2 separate regions of the Homo sapiens genome follow, and region 2 is linked to region 1. The links are chromatin contacts, found by Hi-C or POLR2A ChIA-PET in ENCODE. All regions are on one chromosome and are shown on one strand. The core of a region is the stretch at or near the end of the contact, and the rest is flanking DNA. Distances in the headings are between cores, read along the strand shown.

The links. A loop is a pair of places that touch in the nucleus more often than their neighbours do. ChIA-PET counts read pairs that join two places held with the same protein, here RNA polymerase II (POLR2A). Pooled maps may share reads with other maps.
Region 2: a pooled map shows a loop between it and region 1 (2.2-fold over the local background). The contact joins the enhancer-like site here to the promoter of SLC35G2 in region 1. A Hi-C loop is called at or near these places in 1 of 168 maps with a recorded cell type or tissue (endothelial cell of umbilical vein) and 9 of 50 pooled maps. POLR2A ChIA-PET finds 5 or more read pairs at or near these places in 2 of 52 experiments (BJ and WTC11).

The regions. Positions count from the first base shown.
Region 1 is chr3:136,817,245-136,820,535 of GRCh38, reverse strand. SLC35G2 (solute carrier family 35 member G2) reads right to left here and starts at 1,410. Exons shown (of 2, transcript NM_025246.3): 1 at 908-1,410. RefSeq lists silencers at 213-262, 1,326-1,385.
Region 2 is chr3:136,884,087-136,887,003 of GRCh38, reverse strand. The region is part of intron 1 of NCK1 (NCK adaptor protein 1); the gene reads right to left. Among named protein-coding and RNA genes, the nearest start is that of NCK1, 23 kb to the right of the region's middle. Within about 2 kb of position 1,428, at least 4 of the 41 ENCODE cell types and tissues checked have a DNase peak (open chromatin) inside an H3K27ac peak, as active enhancers do.

The DNA.
Region 1 (3,291 bases), core at 161-2,660:
GTTATGCATATGCTTATCTGTACCTCCAAGGCAAGCCACATTTGCTTTCGGGTTATGTTCAGGAAACCAGCCTCAACTTGTCTGAAAAGAGTTTCAGTGTTGGGCCTGCTCCACTCTGGCCACCAGCCATGGAGATGGGCTATTTTTGGCAAAGGTGCAGAGTAGAAGGGCAACGCAGGCCGCGGCCCAGGAAGTCAGTCGACGAGGGCGCGCGAGGCACTTCAGCACCACGGACATAGGCAAGCCTGAGCCAAGTCCTTTCCCGCGGAGGAAGATCGCTCCTCCGGAGCTACCCCCAGCCCTCTGGACCTACCCCCAGCCCTCTGGACCCACCCCCAGCACTCTGGACGTGGGGGGTTACTATCTCCAGGTCCTCGATCAACACTCGGACCCGAGCTTTCCGCCTCGCTCCTCGCGGAGCCGGGTGAAAGAAAACCTGGCCCGAGATGCAGGTCCGCGCTGAGCCTTCATCCGCCGCAACACGAGTCTCTTTCCTGCCGGCCCGCGCGACCCTTCTTCCCTCTCCTCCTCTCAAATGAGGCCAAATGGGTGCACGTGGCGTAGAAATTCTACAGCGCCCAGAGCACTGTGAGGAAAGATTCGCCTTTTCCTCCCCGTGGCTGCTGGAGGCTGTGCGGACTTGCCCTGAGCCTTCTCCGCCACTCTCGGCCGTGACGAGGCCCTTCCTCCACTAACCCTTGCCCTCGTCTTCCCTTGGGAAAAGATGTCTACAAACCGTCGATGTACCACGAAAATCTCAGCGCCCACAGACTGGCGTTCAAGAGTCATGGACATGAGACAAGAGAGTAATGGAAAATACAAATTCTTGGCCATATTTCTAAAATCATCCAGCCTTTTTTAAAACTTGTATTTGAAATTGATCCCATATGACGCCACAGTGACTCACCCCTTGCTTGGGTTGGCTACTGGGCGAGAGGAAAGCAACAGCCCCTGGCCTTCATCATGGACGCTGCAGGAGGGCCCAGACACGCGACAGCGGAAAGAAACGGGAAACCGGGCCGTAGCCGATGCTGGCCCTCCCGTCCCCGTGTCCCGGTTCTCCAGGAGGGCAGCACAGAGAAATGCGGGCCCCGCGGCCTTTCAGGCGTCGTGCAGAGCACCCCGAAGTCTGCAAAGCGGGCGGGGCGCGTCGCCCCCAGCCCGGCCCTTACCCAAAAAGACTGTTGTGCCCCTTAGGTGTGGCGGCTAAACGCGGGTGTGTGGAGTTCGGGGTCCGCTCTCATTCCCTTGTCGGGCGGCCGGGCAGGCAGGATCAAGGTCCCAGTCCGCCGCCGCCGACCGGCTCCCGGGGCCCGGTTACCTGCGTGTCGTGGCGAGGAAGGTGCCCCGGAGGCGACTGACGCGGGCGTGCCCTCGCCTGGGAAAATCGAGGCGGGCGCTGCCCGGAGTACTGCGGAGGGAGAGGGGCGCCGCCGCGCGGACTCTGCGCCTGCGCTCTCCGCCCTCCGCCGCCCCCACCCCACAACCTGACTGGCGCCGGAGTTGGAGACTGCGGGGGACGCTCAGGGTTGTGCCTGAACTGAAGGACTTCCTCTACCCGCGAGGTGGGAGGGTCCACGGGAAAGCGCCCGCCCGGGCCCCTCTAGCTTACGCCCTTGGAGGGCGCTTGTTTGAAGCAATTGCCTGTCTGCCAGGGCTACGTAGTCCGCTGCAAGTGGGCACGGAGGCAGTTTCTGTCCATTTCCACCCATTGTTTGCGCTTAAAAGTCGCAAGTCTATTCCTTCATGTTTAAATATGTGTCCAGCATCGGAAAATCGTGGTCCGGAAAAGTCTTCGGGCATCCCCGAGTCCACCCGCCATTTTACTGATAAGGTCTCTGAGGGAAGGGTCTTGACACTGCACAGCTGGTTCTTCTACCCAAGTGCATATGCCCCAGTCCCAAGTGGAATGAATATAGCCTCTTGGAAACAGACTGGTCATTAAAAGCAGTGGATTTGATGGGTCCAGGGGACAGGCAAGAAAGGGTAAGGGCTGAACCAAGGTGCTGGCTGTGGGAAAAAACAGGAGGTGCTTGCTGGTTTTTCCTCTGTCCCTTCAGACCCACTCTCCACTCTGCTCTGTGACTCAGGACTGACCTTTATGGGCTACGTCAACTATAATCTGGCTTTCAATTGGTTTTGGCAAGTGGGAGGCACCTGCAGATCAGAAGGCAGGATGTGATTCAGGACCTCCCCTGCATCCCCAGCGGGCCACCCTGTTAGCAGTGGCTATGTTCTTCATCTGAAAGCCATTACTCCCATCCTGTGGCCCTCTCCTGCAGTTTTCTCCAGGTTCTGGTTACCACTAACTACCCTTGCCCCTTCAGGCCTGGAGTGGGTAATGACGCCCAGAGGTTTCCTTTAACCCCATCCACACCTTTTTAAATAGTCCCTTCATTAAACTCTCCTCAACTATCCCATCTTTTCCCCACCTTTCCAGGACGCTATAATAGATTTTAGTCCATTGCGGTTGGCAAAATTCATGAGGACAAAAATATATGTAAAAGAAATACGGGGCTTTTAAAAGGCGAGAAGTCTTCCAGAGCCATCTTGACAGTTCCCTGGGCTCCAGGCAGCCAGCATGCTAGGTGGTCTCCCCACTGGGCCCCATAGCCCGAGGGTGCTAGTTTAGGTAGACCCAAGAATGGAATTCAGACTGCTCATAAACAGTGTGATCACCAAAGGGCTGGGGATCATTTCAGAGTCCAGCATAACAGGATTTTGGATTCCTCTTGAGGTAGAGAGACAATCTAGATCTTTATAGAGCAAGTGCTGGTGCTCTCCCAACTACAGCTGGGCTGCTTTTGAATGAGTCAATATTCTTAGGACACTTAAGAGAGTCCTGGAAACAGTGTCTGACAAGTGTGCTTAACAAGAAACTGCTGAGTGAGGCAATTGTCAATTGAGAGCCTCTGGCTGTTTCTGTAGAAAATCCAAGAATGTTCCCAAAGAGGGGGAAAAAGGCAAGAGGGTAGGAAGTCATTAAATTGCCTCTAGCACACTATGGTGTGCTTGGTCTGAATCCAAAATTTGACCATTTCTCGGGCTTGTAAAAACAACCAAACTGATTTGACTACTTTGATTCCTTCCCCATCCCCTTGAAAAACAAAACAAAAACAAAATAAACAAAAAACCCACCAATGCAGTATCTTAGCAAGACTTACCCAAAGGGACCCCCAGCTGTAGCTATTTGCAAATAAAATTAATGTCCAAGCAAACACACTATTTGTACTGAATACAAATGAGACCAGAACAGAACATTTAACATGTAAATATTTCCAAACTTTCACC
Region 2 (2,917 bases), core at 179-2,678, 66 kb before region 1:
GGCATGGTGGCACCTGCCTGTAGTCCCAGCTACTTGGGAGGCTGAGGCATAAGAATCGCTTGAACCTGGGAGGCGGAGGTTGCAGTGAGATGAGATTGTGCCATTGCATTCCAGCCTGGGCAATAAGAGCAAAACTCCGTCTCAGAAAAAAAGAAAAAGAAAGATAGGAAAAAAAAAAAAAAAAAAGACTGATCATGTAACTACAGGACAGTTCCAAACTCTGCCTAAGTAACTCATTAAAGTTCCCTAAACAAAAAATGAACGAACTTTAAAAACATGAGAATGAAAAGGCATACAAGAAAGTTTCCTTTGTGTTCACAGGTCTCTCATTTATCTGGAGACAAAACTGTATGACATCTACAGACTGTGACAGCAATTTCTTAGTACAGTTGGCCCTCTGTATCTATGGGTTCCGCATCTATGAATTCAACCAGCCGTGGATTTAAAACATTCAGGAAAAAAAAAAGCACCTGTACTAAACATATACAGACGTTTTTTCCTTGTCATTATTCCCTAAACAATATAGCATTAACTACCTAAATACCATTTACAATGTATTAGGTAATCTAGAGATGAGTTCGAGTATACAGGAGAATGTGCATAGGTTATATGTAAATAGTACCCCATTTTACACAAGAGACTCAAGCATCCTCAAATTTTGGTATCTGCAAGGAGTCTTGGAACCAACACCTCATGGATACCAAAGGACAAGTATATACTATCCATAACCAAGTTTTACTGCAAAAGAAAAAAAAAAGGATAACTATATACTACCTATAGCCAAGTTACTACCAAAAAATATATACTTTAAGTCAGGTGCTCTAAGAAATTAGTGTTAATACAATTTTATTAACCCATGCTTCCATCTTAAGTATTCCCTCATTTGACTTTAATGTTAAATGAAAATTTAGTTTCAAACTACTTTAAAGGACAATGTCTTTCAAAGGGGCACCTGCCTTATAAATGCTTCCGGAATAACATTCAGTAAAAGGATGTGGTTTAGAACAGATGAAATACCACTGTACTGCTGCTTTTGTACACGTTCAGATCAGAAAACTCCTATTAAAAACATGCCAAAATAAATAAATATTATGTCTATGGAAGCTTTTAAGTTAGCCATTCCAACTTTATAACATTCTAAAAAGAACATATCTCTTATGAAAGGTTGCTATAAAGAGCCCAGAACCTTTTCTCCCTCTACAAACCCCTTAACCTTGATGCCTAACTGTATTATCTCACTGTATTTCACTTCAGAAATATTTACTGGACAATGAGTGCACAGAGTAAGTATGCTAAGTAGTTTTAATACACTGTCATTAATCACCACAGCAAACTGATACAATCAGTATTAATATCACCATTTTTAACTGAAGAAACTAAGGCTTCAAAGGTTTAAGTACGCTGGGTGCTGTGGCTCACACCTGTAATTGCAGCACTTTCAGAGGCCAAGGTAGACGAATCACTTGAGCCCAGGAGTTGGAGGCCAGCCTGGGCAACATGGCAAAATCCTGTCTCTACAAAAAATTCAAAAATTAACCAGCCATGGTGGCATGCACCTATAGTTCCAGCTACGTAAGGAGCTGAAGAGTTATCAGGCCACTGTACTCCAGCCTAGGTGACAGAGCAAGACCCTGTCTCAAAAAAGTTAAGTAATGTGCCCTAGATTACAGCTGGAAAAGACAATTCCCTCCTTTTATAATTTCTATTATGTAAAATTTCAAACATACATTAAAGAAGAGAACAAACCCCTTAAACCCATCATGTAGCTAAAATCATCAACTCATGGCCACTTGTCCACGGCCACAATATCCATATTCTCACCCATTCCTGTTTCCTTGCTTAAGTATTTTGAAGCAAAAAACTTTTGTCTGTAAATATTTCGGTGTATACCTCTAAAAATTTATGTAAATATTTCAGTGTATACCTGAAAAAATATTTTCATCCATAAATATTTAAGTAAATATCTCTAAAACATAAGAACTTCAGCAGGCGCAGTGGCTCACACCTATAATCTCAACACTTTGGGAGGCCGAGGTGGGCAGATCACTTGAGGTCAGGAGTTCAAGACCAGCCTGACCAACGTGGTGAAAAACCATCTCTACTAAAAATACAAAAATTAGCCAGTTGTGGTGGCAGGTGCCTGTAATCCCAGCTACTTGGGAGGCTGAGGCAGGAGAATCCCTTGAACTCAAGAGGCAGAGGTTGCAGTGAGCTGAGATCAGGCCACTGCACTCCAACCTGGGCAACAGAGTGAGACTCCCTCTCAAAAAAAGAAAAAAAAAAAAGCTCAGGCATGGTGGCTCAAGCCTGCACTTTGGGAGGCCAAGGCAGAAGGATCACCTCAAGACCAGCCTGGCCAACATGATGAAACCCCATCTCTACTAAAAATACAGAAATTAGCCGGGCATAGTGCCACACGCCTCTAATCCCAGCTACTCTGGAGGCTGAGGCACAAGAATCGCCTGAACCCAGGAAGCGGAGGTTGCGGTGAGCAAGCCTGCACCACTGCACTCCAGCTTGGGCCACAGAGCAGGACCGTGTTTCAAAAAAAAAGAAAAGACAAGAACTCAAAGCTGTACTCTATCATTCTCATTAAGCTATACTTTCTTATAGAATAAATAAAACCCAAGGTACCCTCTGATCTCAAACTACTTAATAAAAGGTAACATTTCAGAACTTTCAAATGCATATGACAAGGGATAGCTCTACTGGATGCAGCCAACTTAATCATCCCTCTTTCTTGAAACTGCTGGTTTCCTTACCCCTATATTAAATTGGTTTCCCTCCCTCCACGCCACCTGCTTCTGGTTTCCATTTCTGGCTCCTCATTTTCCTTCCACTGAGCCATCTGCTCTTCTCACATATACCCTCTCTCTAGATAGCTCGTTCATTATTATGACTTCATCGTATCACCTCT